Linked DNA regions of Homo sapiens: region 2 is linked to region 1. The links are chromatin contacts, found by Hi-C or POLR2A ChIA-PET in ENCODE. All regions are on one chromosome and are shown on one strand. The core of a region is the stretch at or near the end of the contact, and the rest is flanking DNA. Distances in the headings are between cores, read along the strand shown. Region 1 overlaps SIPA1L3 (signal induced proliferation associated 1 like 3). Region 2 overlaps SPINT2 (serine peptidase inhibitor, Kunitz type 2).

Evidence for each region. A loop is a pair of places that touch in the nucleus more often than their neighbours do. ChIA-PET counts read pairs that join two places held with the same protein, here RNA polymerase II (POLR2A). Pooled maps may share reads with other maps.
Region 2: a loop to region 1 is called in a pooled map, with 2.4 times the contacts of the local background. The contact joins two enhancer-like sites. A Hi-C loop is called at or near these places in 1 of 50 pooled maps. POLR2A ChIA-PET finds 5 or more read pairs at or near these places in 3 of 52 experiments (B cell, activated CD4-positive, alpha-beta T cell and activated CD8-positive, alpha-beta T cell).

Annotation. Positions count from the first base shown.
Region 1 is chr19:38,046,071-38,052,425 of GRCh38, forward strand. The region is part of intron 2 of SIPA1L3 (signal induced proliferation associated 1 like 3); the gene reads left to right. Among named protein-coding and RNA genes, the nearest start is that of SNORD152, 110 kb to the right of the region's middle. RefSeq lists enhancers at 371-750, 1,619-2,367, 3,021-3,550, 6,287-6,355. Within about 2 kb of position 2,606, at least 13 of the 41 ENCODE cell types and tissues checked have a DNase peak (open chromatin) inside an H3K27ac peak, as active enhancers do; they include B cell, where a contact is called at or near this core.
Region 2 is chr19:38,280,519-38,286,873 of GRCh38, forward strand. SPINT2 (serine peptidase inhibitor, Kunitz type 2) reads left to right here. Exons shown (of 7, transcript NM_021102.4): 2 at 3,109-3,279. Among named protein-coding and RNA genes, the nearest start is that of SPINT2, 19 kb to the left of the region's middle. Within about 2 kb of position 4,038, at least 5 of the 41 ENCODE cell types and tissues checked have a DNase peak (open chromatin) inside an H3K27ac peak, as active enhancers do; they include B cell, where a contact is called at or near this core.

The DNA.
Region 1 (6,355 bases), core at 1,356-3,855:
CCTCCACCACTGTGATTCCTTGAAGCTTTTTGCCGTCATCTGGCCACTCAGTCGGCGGGGTTGAGAGGAGCTTTCTATAGACGAGAAGGTGCCCTGGTTCTCGACTCATCAGCCTCTAGGAAAGAAGCAGCTTGCTGGTCCATCCCAGGCTGCTGGGAGGCCCGAGAAACAGGTCACAGCAGCCCCGCCTCCTCCATAGACCTCCAGGCCTCTCAAAAGGGACCCCCACCTGCTGCCCGCAAAGATGGCCTCATTTCCTCTCAGGCCCAGCGCTGCCAGCAGCCTGTCCCCCCTCCTCATTTCCCTATTTCTTTTGAGTGGCCAGATGACAGCACAAAGCTTCAAGGTCGGGGGCCGTGGGGTGGTGGTGGAGTCTTTGACCTCATGCCGATCAACGTGCTTCTCTCGGTTCCCTGTTCTGGGCCCTGCCCTGGAAAGAGGCAGGGTGGCCGGGGAGGGGAGTTTCCAGATTACCTGTGTCTCCTGGGCATGGCACAGGAAATGACTCCTTCATAGGCTGAGAGTTTTGGGAGGCCCTGTGCCACAACCCCCCAGCAAGAGCCCACATGAATCCGCCATCTCGCCCGCAGCCTGGGGATGCTGCTGGATTTTCCGGGTGTGGAGGGGCCCAGGTCCCCCGAGCAGCTCCTCTGACCCCGCAACCCGGCATCTCCTGTGCCCGAGTGGCGTCTGTCAGTTGCTCAGTAAGTGGAGGGCTTTGCTGTCCCTTCTGCTGTACCCACAGCTGCCCGCTCAGAGCAAGGTGGCTCTGATCCTGCAGGAGGGGGCTCTCTTTGAGAGCACTTGGGTGTATCGTGTCTCAGAAAACCCACATGGCTTGTAGCTGTGGCTGCCTAACAGCACCACCTGGGTGGTTGAGTGGCTCTTCCAGAGACCCTTAAGTGGATGGGCTCCCCAGCCAGGCGTGGTCCCCACTGCTAAGTATGTTATAGGTGTTGACCCACTTAGTCCTCCCAAAAACCCTGTGAGGCAGGCACTATCCAGTTTTACACATGAGGAAACTGAGGCACGGATAAGTTGGGTTGTTTGCGTGAGCCACACAGGTAGGAAGTGGCAGAACCAGGATTTGAACCCAGACCATCTGGCTTCATAATCACTCTGCTATACTTCCTGCCAGCCTGTTCTCCCCCGCCGACACACACGCACGCACACACGCACGCACTCACACACACTCCTACACATTCCTCTCTCTGTCATATCACCTGGTTTATTTTCTTCATGGCACATATCACAGTGGATTTGTGGGCTTGTGTATTGCCTGTCTACACCCTATAGTATAGCCTGTGAGCTCCTGTTTGACCATAGGAATTCTGTGTCTTGTGCATTGCCATATCCCCAGCATCTAGAACAGGACCTGGCCCGAAAGAGCTGCTCAGTAAATATTTGTTGAATGAATGAACCGACATGGCCAGTGACACAATGTCTCACTGGGTAGGTTTGTGTTATTTTTTCCTCCTTCGACCTCGATCCCTCCTGCCACTCACTTTATAGTAGAGGCAGTCACAGGCGATCTGTGGGTAGAGCGATGATTGAACCCGGGCCGGGCTGACCCCAGAGCGCACGCTCCTTTGCCCGCCCCTGCCACACTGGTATCTTTCCCTTGATGCTGACGGAGGGATGTGACACCGCAGCCAGCCAGGTCTCCTCATGGAGGGCCTCGGACCACGTGTCATTTTAGAGACCCCAGCGGCAGTCCAGATCCTGAAGTCCGACCTTTGATTCAGGAACAGAGCAGCTGCAGGAGTGCCAGGCTGGGCTTTCTGGTCCTGTCTCTCATCCTCAGCTCCAGTCAGCTGGGGATTAACCCCCTGCCGTCATCAGGAGAAATACAACATGGGAAACCGGCGGTAACTCCACTGTGGTAAAGGATGTGAGGGAAACAGTGACCCACTGCAGAGGGTTTCCTGAGCTCTCGTGCACAGAGAATCGTGCGTGTGCCTCTGGGTGGGCAGGGGACATGCAGCCTGGGTGAACATTTCCCATACACTAGGATGAATTGGCCCTTCCTGTTCATGCCTCTAATGCCCCATTTCCCTCCTACAGAGATTTTCTCTTGTTTAACAATTAAAAGATAGCAGGCTGCTTTGTGGTTCTCAGTCAGGATGCTTTTTAGTTGCAAGTAACAACCCTGGCACCATCTGGCCAATGGTTAAGACATGTGATGTGTTCTAGAAGCCCAGGGGTGGATGGGCACCAGGTGGATAGGATCAGCAGCTCAAGCATGTCTGTCAGGGACTCAGGTTCTCAGCCTCCAAAGGCCTCTGTATGCCTCTTGGTTCCAGAATGGCTTCCAGTGATAATCAGGGCCACTTGCCCTTGTCCACAGGCATCAGGAGAGAGAGAACACACCCCACTGATGGTTATAAGTGGTTCCCCTCAGTCTACAGCTGGTCCAGCTGAGGTCACGTGCCCCTCAACCAGGCCGGTCAAGTTACTAGAGGAATGCCACATCCTGATCACTCTTGACCAACTGGGTTCTGTTGTCTAGTAGCTGAAAAAAGCAGAAGTGGAAACTGAGTAGACAACCATTAATGCCTGCCAAGCTCAGTCCCTGACCAAGTCCCCTCCCTAAGTTAGCAAATCGTGTCAGGCCCAACAGATTTTGTGGCATTTGAGAACAAAGAAGTGTGGTTTTCTTTTGAAGAAGTTTAGTGACTTGCGTCCAATTTCTGCCTCCTGCATCATCCACCCTCAGTTAACACCCAAAAAAGGGGGCAGGCTGGGCGCGGTGGCTCACACCTGTAATCCCAGCACTTTGGGAGGCTGAGGCGGGCAGATCATGAGGTCAAGAGACCATCCTGGCTAACACGGTGAAACCCCGTGTCTACTAAAAATACAAAAATTAGCTGGGTGTGGTAGTGCACACCTGTAGTCCCAGCTATCGTGAGGCTGAGGCAGGAGAATCGCTTGAACCCAGGAGGTGGAGGTTGCAGTGAGCTGAGATTGCGCCACTGCACTCCAGCCTGGGCGACAGGGCGAGACCCCATCTCAAAAAAAAAGCGGGGGGTGGACAGGGGGCAAGTGGAGTCTGGCTGCCAAAGACTACTTGTCTGATGGTGGGGAAAAAAAATGGGTGTCTCCTCCCTTGTCACTGGGAAGGTTTTTGTTTCTCTTTCCATCTTCATCCTCTATAGGTCCTTTCATTCCTTCCCCCAGTCTGAAATATTTCCGGTGTGTCTGTAGCTGTGCACACATCCTTGCAAAATATATATTGAGGTTTGAGTAAAGAGTCAGCTTCCGGGGTTTGGAGCTCTGTATCTCATTCTTTCGGTTTCTTCTGGTTTTCACCAAATAGCATGTGTTCGCCATCTAGCCACGTTGCTGGATGTGTGTCCAGTGTATGGCGTCTGGCAGCTGAACAGTTGTACATGCTGTACATCTGCCACGGCTCACGTGTCTGGTCCCCTGGTGTTGGGCATCCAGGTTGCCCCTAGCTCCACCCCACTTCAAACCATGCTTCAAGTGAGCATCCGCCTACCTTTGCCTTAGGAACCCATGGGGCTTACCCCCAGGAGTCAGTTGCAGCCGGAGATAGGCATTCTCTCTCCCCAGGGGTGGGATTAAGGCACCTGCCACAACACCCAGCTAATTTTTGTACTTTTGGTAGAACTGGGGTTTTGCTCCATTGGCCAGGCTGATCTTGAACTCCTGAGCTCTCTATGAGGCTGCTCTGACCCGCGTTCCCCCGAGAGCACAGGAGGGTCCCGCTTCCCCATACCTCTCGCCACTTTGCTGTTGTCCTGCTTCCCAGTTTCACCAATCCGAAGGGTGTCAAGTGGGGTCTCCGGGGTTTTAATGCTCTGATGGTGAGTCTGGCTGAGTGCCTCTTCATGCCCCTGTTAACCTAATTCAGGCTCCCCTTTCCAAGAGAGGCCCAGTCAGCACAGGCATTGGAAGGCAAATTCTGGAGCCGGTGACCTGCGTTTGAATCCTGACCCTGCCATGTAACCCAGCAAGTTAGTTCACCTCTCTGAGCCTCAGAGCTGCCATAAATATAAAATGGAAATAATAGTAGTATCTATATTGTAAGGTATTTTGAGGATTAAATGAGATAATATATGTAAAGCATTTAAGACAGTGCTGGCTGGGCATGGTGGCTCACGCCTGTAATCCCAACACTTTGGGAGGCCGAGGCAGGTGGATCACTTGACGTCGTGAGTTCGAGACCAGCCTGGCCAACATGATGAAACCCCGTCTCCACTAAAAATGCAAAAATTAGCCCGACGTGGTGGCGCATGCCTGTAATCCCAGCTACTCAGGAGGCTGAGGCAGGAGAATCCCTTGAACCCAGGAGGCAAAGGTTGAAGTGAGCCAAGATCACACCACTGCACTCCAGCCTGGCCAACAGAGTGAGACTGTCTCAACAATAACAACAACAACAAAAAAACAGCGCCTAACACATATGTGATCTGAAAGCATTAGCAATTATTATCACTATCACCGTCATTATTATTGTTTTAAAGTTTCTAAACTTTCAAATGTTGTATCCTTTCACTTTCAATGCACGTCAGAATGGCTCTGCCTGTGGAGGAATTTCTGGCTTCTCCTGGGTCGTCCAAGAGACAATATAGTCAAAGTTGTCCGAAGAGCAGGCTTGGAGCTACTCCTTTCTTTCACATTTGAGTCGAGTGCTGTATATTCATTTCCACGTGTGTAGTTTTTAATTTTTAAAAGTATGATGTGTGCGCTGGGCATGGTGGCTCATGCTTGTAATCTCAGCACTTTGGGAGGCTGGGGCTGATGGATCACTTGAGGCCAGGAGTTCAAGACCAGCCTGGGCAACATGGCGAAACCCCATCTCTACAAAAAATACAAAAGTTAGCCCGGTGTGGTGGCACACACCTGTAATCCCAGCTACTCCAGAGGCTGAGGCGGGAGAATCACTTGAACCTGGGAGGCGGAGGTTGCAGTGAGCCAAGATCATGCCACTGCACTCCAGCGTGGGTGACAGAGCTAGATTCTGTCTTAAAAAGAAAAGAAAATATATGTAAAGTGTTTAGAGCAGTGCCTGGCACATGGTAAATGCTATAGTCATGTTTGTGGATATCACTACATTTACCAGAGTTTTCTCCTCTGGGTAGCACATAGGTTTTAATGTGACGTGATAAATACTTTTTCTTCACAGCTAGCATTTGTCTCTGATGACTATCTCTAGACATGTTCTCACGTTAGCATGTTAAATGTACCCTCTTTCTTTTTAATGACTGCCTGTATCATATGGACATATCAAAATGTATTTACTGATTCTTTAATGAGAGACTCTTGGGTTTCATCTTTTCGTCTTTCTCAAGTAGTGCTGCAGTGGGGAGCCTCGTCCAAGAAGCTCTGGGTTCTTGAGCCAGTGTTTTTACTGGAGCCAGAATTGCTGGGTCCAGGGATATGCATGGTTTTGATGTAATGAACTGACAAGTTGCCCTCAAAGACGGTTCTGCCACTAGAACCTGGTGTATCCCCACCAACAGAATACAGACCTGTTGGTTTTGATTTGTTTCTTAGTTTGGTTTGGTTTTTTTGTTTGTTTGTTTGAGACAGGGTATCTCTGTGGCCCAGGCTGGAGTGCAGTGGCTCGATCTTAGCTCATTGCAGACTCGAACTCCTGAACTCAAGTGATCCTCCCACCTCAGCCTCCTGAGTAGCTGGGACCACAGGCACACACCACCACACCTGCTAACTTTTTAATTTTTTTGTAGAGACAGGGTCTTGCTATGTTGCCCAGGCTGGTCTTGAACTCCTGGTCTCAAGTAGTGTTCCCGTCTTGGCCTCCCAAAATGCTGGGATCGCAGGCGTGAGCCACCACGCCCCACTTGAGTTGTTTTAGTAATGGGGAATTTCAGGCATTTACAGGGGTAGAAATAGCATATATTGCCTGCATGTACACAGTTGTCACCAGATTCTTTGGTGACCAACACATGGCCAGTCTTGTTTCATCCATTCCTCTGCCTTTGGATCATTTTGAAACAAATCTCGAACATTGTATCATTTCATTTGGGGAGCTTTAAACTGCATGCCCACAGCGTGCCTGTACATCGTGGAAGAGAGGAGGACATTTCTATAAAATCATCCTGTGGTGCTTTTCATTTTCCATGGTGTGTCTTCTCCCTTGATTCTCAGATGCCCCTAAGACATAGACAAGGCAGGTGTATCTGTTGGGAAAACAGAATCCACTCTAGGTATTTTAGCGGAAGGAATTCAATACAGGGAATTTGGTTAAAAAAGTTGGGGAGGAGCAGAGAAACCAAAAAGGGGCAGAGGCCAGTCCCTAGATGAGCAACCAGAGCTGAAGGGCGCAAGGAGTAGGGCACCTTAGCAGAGCCCAGGGCAGTGTTGGGCGGAG
Region 2 (6,355 bases), core at 2,788-5,287, 240 kb after region 1:
TGTGTCTCCTCAGCACGAGGGCACTGGCAAGAGTGCATGTCTGGGCCTATAAAGATGTTGGCCAGGTTCTAGGCAGGGTTGAATTCACCAAGGTAACTGCCATCCATCCCTCAATAGGCATTTTTTCTCCTACACACCCTCAGGCACATGCCACGTGTACCTGGCACCCTTACTTACGAAGTTACCGAATTCCTGCCATGATACTGTGGGTCACCCTGCTTCATTCTCAGGTGTGGTGTCGGGTGGTTCCTGCCTGGGCGCCGGGTGTTGTTGGGCCCTCCCTCAGGTTATTGGTTTTTGTTTTGAGATGTAATTCACATGCCATATGATTCACCCATTTAAGGTGTACAATATTCCCCTGAAGTTTATTGTGGAAAAAGGCTGTGTCTGACACTGCTTAGGAAGCTAAGACACAAAGCAGCCAGAGGGGCTGCCAGGGCTCACTGTGGCAGGGCGGCGGAGAGGCTGCTGGCGCCTCTGTAGCTGTTGGGTGCTCTTGCCTTGATGCTGTTTTCAGCTTTGGATTGTAATTGGGTCCCACGTGGGTCCTCTTCATCTCGTCTTGTTGGTGGCAGTGTTGCTCCCAGCGTTGGGGTGGGCAGAGTCACACACCAGAGGACCTCCTCCTGCTGTTTTCTCTGGACCTTGTTGATTATGTGTTTTGTGACCTTTGGCATATTGTACCTGTTCCAGGTGTACAGCCAGCTGGTTTTGGTTGATGTGTAATGGACAAAAGGTGCCCCTATTTAAAAAAAAAATTTTTTTTCTGCTTGTAGTCCCAGCTACTCAGGAGGCTGAGGTGGGAGGATCACTTGAGCCTAGGAGGCAAGGCTTCAGTGAGCCATGGTCCTGCCACTGCACTCCAGCTTAGGTGACAGAGGAAGACCCTATCTCAAAAACAATTATATAGGCCGGGCGCGGTGGCTCATACCTGTAATCCCAACACTTTGGGAGGCTGAGATGGGCGGATCACCTGAGGTCAGAAGTTCGAGACCAGCCTGGCCAACATGGTGACACCCCATCTCTACTAAAAATACAAAATTAGCCAGGTGTGGTGGTGCATGCCTGTAATCCCAGCTACTTGGGAGGCTGAGGCAGGAGAACAGCTTGAACCTGGGAGGTGGAGGTTGCAGTTAGCGGAGATCACGCCTCTGCACTCCAGCCTGGGCAACAAGAGTGAAACTCTGTCTCAAAAAAAAAAAAATTATCATAAAATCACTCGTTTTAAGTATATCATCCAAGGATTTTAGCACCTTCTACAGAGCTGTGCAGCTATTGCCACAATCCAATTTTAGAACATTTTCATCATCCCCTAAAGATCCTTTTACCCATCACTCCCCATTCCCACCCCCAGTACCAAGCAGCCACTCATCTACTTCCTGTGTCTATTGATTTGCCTTTTATGGACATACTGTACACTTTCATTCATATGAAGTGTCTAGATAAGGTACCCTCTAACGGGTGACTTTTCATGGTTAGCTTTTTTCAAATGATAGGGAATTTCCTGCTTCAGAAGATGCTTTTTCTGCTGTGCTACTTACCTGTGATCTATTGTGTGGGTGGGATTTCCTTGGAGGCATGTATGTGTTTGTTTGTTTTGCAGAGTAGCAACCTTTTTTGTCCGTTGATTAGTGTTCTGTGGAACATCTGGTTTCATGCCCATCACTGTGACATATTTGGGGAGACACAACAGAAGATATATCCCTAGTGGGTGAAACAAACCTAACAAACATGAAAACAACTAGCGAGGAGTCAATGACAACATCTAAGCAAGCGTTTGGCTGTGGGATGCTTTTATTGGAGACATGTTTATCAAGCATCCTGTGCCAGGCCCTGTGCAGGTTGGAATGCCCTTGTGCTGAGCAGGCAGAGGTGGGTGAAGGCCAGGGTTAGGGAGGGGTGATAACCGTGATACAGGAGCAGACATGGAGCCACACAGCCAGGCTGTTTTCTTTTCAGGTCGCCTTCAATCCTTCCAGTGGAAAGGCTTATTTTGGTGCAGGTGTTGCTTCTAGCAATTGTTTCTCTCTCCCTTTCAAGAGAGCGTACCGACCTTTTGCAAGAAGTGTTTCTGGCTGGAATTTTATAACATTGGCTTTTGTTTCCCTTTTACTAAAGTAGGGCCAGATTTGAGGGTGCCTTGAAACCCAGGCCCATCTTGGTGTGCCCAAATAGGAGCTGTAACAAGCCGTGGTGCAGGGGTAGGACCTGTGTTGTCTTTGGAGCCATGGGCTGGGCTGCAGGCACTCGAGTTAAGAAGCTTCCTTCTGAGGCTCTTCCAGTAATTTGAGTGTCCTGTGGCCTGCCTGGGCAGAGAGTGGACAGGAAAGATCAGGAAAAGCACGTGTGAGGACTACCGAGGGTGCTGATAGCGCCTCTCCTTCCCAACTTCACTTCTCTGGCTCTGACCTTTCAGCCCTAAGCTCCCCTTGGCCCTGTGGGATGGGGCAGCATCCAGAAGGGTCTTGGAGTCAGGTTTTGTTTTGTTTTTTTTTTTTTAAGTCATGTTTCCATTGGGCGTAGTGGCTCGTGCCTGTGATCCCAGCACTTTGGGAGGCCGAGGCAGGCGGATTGCTTGATCTCAGGAGTTGAAGACCCTCCTGGGCAACATGGTGAAACTCCATCTGTACTAAAAGTTCAGAAAAAAAAAGCCCAGCATGGTGGCGCACGCCTGTAGTTCCAGTTGCTTAGGAGGGTGAGGCAAAAGAATCGTTTGAACCTGGGAGGCAGAGGTTGCAGTGAGCTGAGATCGAGTCACCACACTCCAGCCTGGCGATGGAGTGAGACTCTCTCTCCAAAATAAATAAATAAAGTTATGTTTCTACACTGGATGTGCATGTCTTCAATAATGGGGACAGGGGACAAAACACACAACTGAAATACAGTTCAGTGGGTGGGTTGCTGTCTTTATTGTTGGGTGATGTGTTTATACAAGGAAGGAAGCACTGAGTGGGCCTGTTGACGATCTGGGCTTGGGAAACAGCTCACAGGGGAACTGCTGGAACTCAAGGCTCTGGTTCTCCTGGGGGATCCATGTACAGGTCTGTGCGTGTCCTTTGTTGCCAGGATTGCCCTGCCAAGCTAACCGGGTTGTGCTTCGCGTTTCAGACTTCTGCCTGGTGTCGAAGGTGGTGGGCAGATGCCGGGCCTCCATGCCTAGGTGGTGGTACAATGTCACTGACGGATCCTGCCAGCTGTTTGTGTATGGGGGCTGTGACGGAAACAGCAATAATTACCTGACCAAGGAGGAGTGCCTCAAGAAATGTGCCACTGTCACAGGTGAGATGGCAGTAGTTGGAGCTTTTGTTTTTTTCCTTTTTTTTTTTTTTTTTTTTTTTTTTGAGACGGAGTCTTGCTCTGTCGCCCAGGCTGGAGTGCAGTGGCGCGATCTTGGCTCACTGCAAGCTCCGCCTCCCGGGTTCACGCCATTCTCCTGCTTCAGCCTCCTGAGTAGCTGGGACTACGGGCACCCACCATCACGCCCAACTAATTTTTTGTGTTTTTAGTAGAGACATGGTTTCACCTTGTTAGCCAGGATGGTCTCGATCTCCTGATCTTGTGATCTGCCTGCCTCAGCCTCCCAAAGTGCTGGGATTACAGGCATGAGCCACTGCGCCCAGCCCCTGCTTTTTTTTTAGACAGGGTCTCACTGCAGCCTCCACCTCCTGGGCTCAAGCAGAACCTCCCACCTCAGCCTCCTGAGTAGTTGGGACTACAGGCACATGCCACCACACCTTGCTCATTTTGAAATTTTTTATAGAGGCGGGGGTCTCCCTATGTTACCCAGGCTGGTCTTGGACTCTTGGCCTCAAGTGATCCTCCCACCTGGGCCTTCCAAAGGGCTGAGATTACAGGCGTGAGCCACTGTGCCCAGCCAGATTTTGCTCTTTAGAGACAATTTATTAACTGGAATGTGGATACTTTCCTCTCTTTATTAGTTCTTGACAGTGGAATCTGGGTGACGTTTTAAAAAGCAGAAGAAACAGGCACCGTGTGAATGTCCTGGTGGCCGTACAGTGGTTTCACAGCAGACCCTCACTCCTCCTCTTCCCAGAAAGGGAGCAAAACAACAGGGCAGAGCTGGGGCCAGCGTGACCCAGCTTCCTTTCTCCCACTTTACTAAGTGCAAGTTTCAGAGCAGACCAAAGAGGAAGTAGCCTTGCCTTCTTGAGCAGAGGCTTTTTGATCCACTCCGACAGGGCTGCCCCTCTTGTTCCCTGGGTATTTGGGTTATTTTATTTTATTTTGAGACAGAGTCTTGCTCTGTCGCCCAAGTTGGAGTGCAGTAGAGCAATCTCGGTTCACTGCAACCTCAGCCTCCTGAGTAGCTGGGATTCCAGGTGTCCACCACTACGCCTGGCTAATTTTTGTATTTTTAGTAGAGATGGGGTTTCGCTATGTTGGCCAAGCTGGTCTTGAACTTCTGGCCTCAGGTGATCTGCCTGCCTTAACCTCGCAAAGTGCTGGGATTACAGGTGTAAGCCACCGCACCTGGCCGCTATTTGGGTTATTTTTAATTGTGGGACAAGTGACTTGAATAGCTCACCCAGCCAAGTTACCGATCAAGTTAAAACAAACATACGTCCTGGAATCCATCCTCTTTGCGGCCCTCACCTGCGAGGAGTTCTGTGGAATCAAGGTAATTTTGACCCTGATAACCTCACAGTTTAAATTAAAACCTAAACCTCCCAGCAGCGTGCCCTGGCTCTTAGCTGAGTGAGAAGGACTTCCTGAGAGCTGGTGGTGATGAGACATTGGCCCTTTGGGGCTGCTCCATCCCGAGTGTTCCAGAGACCCGAGGGTTTGGCCATCCAAATCCTATGTTAAAGATTTTCACTTTTTTCTTTTTTTCTCGCTTAGTCGCCTACCAGGCTGGAGTGCAGTGATGTGATCTTGGCTCACTGCAACCTCCACCTCCTGGGTTCAAGTGATTCTCGTGCCTCAGCCTCTCAAGTAGCTGGGACTACAGGCGTGCACCTCCACACCTGGCTAATTTTTGTGTATTTGGTGAAGATGGAGTTTCACCATGTTACCCAGGCTGGTCTCAAACGCTTGAGCTCAAGCAATCTGCCTGCCTCCCAAAGTGCTAGGATTACAGGCGTGAGCCACTGTGCCCAGCTAAACATTTCACTTTAACTGAAAAAACAAACAATTACACTGGCCTTTAAGTAAAAAATAAATAAAAATATTTTCAGCGGCACTCCCCCTAACATGTTTTTTTGATGACTTGGTGTTGTCTCTGTGAGCCACCGTTGACCCAGTTACTGTATTTCTATCGTCAGCTGTGATTCATTATGAAGGAGGACTTGGGAGAACTATCTTTTGCTACCTTTTCTGAGCTATCCCAGTCAAGAGTTGCCTTTAGCAAATGTATCTGTCCATCCTGGCTGTTTGTTACCTCCTCAGGAAGGGAGCTGAAGTGTTGAGAACTCAGGCAGTAGACAGTGAACATAGCCAGGGGACATGAGTGGCTGTGTGTTCCTGGGAGCAGGCAGGTTAGCTGTCTCCCTAGAGTCCGGCCCCGCCTTGCAGGTCCAGAAAGCACATATTGGCATCTGACTGGCTGCAATGTGTGTCTCTCGAGGCGCTCCCATGTGAGTCTGTAAAGAGCTAAACACTGCCAGGGCTGCTAGTGCCTGGGGTCCTTTGCCGGCATATTCTCTCCCAGGCAGGCAGGCTCTGTGGGAAGGCAAGTGAGAATGAGACTGCCAGTGTATTAATTCATCATGAGAACCAGGACCGCCCCGGGGAGCAGGCACTCGTGTCCCCGGGCCCACGCCTTTAGTCCGCATAGGCAAGTCTCTAGTCCAGTTGCCAGAAGACTGCTTGATGAAGAGAGAGGCAGAACGCGGGGAGCTGGTTTGCAAGGTGACCGTTTAATAGCATCAGGCTAGGCCAGGCCCGAGGATGCGGAGGAGCCAGGGTTCCCTCCATCTTGGACGAGGTGTGGGAGATAAGCGCTGTGTAAAATGTATCATGTGGGCCGGGTGCGGCGGCTCACGCCTGTAATCCAGCACTTTGGGAGGCCGAGGTGGGCAGACCAAGAGGTCAGGAGATCGAGACCATCCTGGCTAACACGGTGAAACTCCGTCTCTACTCAAAATACAAAAAAAAATTAGCCGGGCCTGGTGGCGGGCGCCTGTGGTCCCAGCTACTCCAGAGGCTGAGGCAGGAGAATGGTGTGAACCCGGGAGGTGGAGCTTGCAGTGAGCTGAGATCGCGCCAGAGCACTCCAGCCTGGGCGACAGAGCGAGACTCCGTTTCAAAACGAAAAATTTGTCATGTTAACCTTTAAAAAAAGTGTCGTGTTTTGTTTTGTTTTTCTCCCCCCAAAGAGATTAGGTCTTTTTATGTT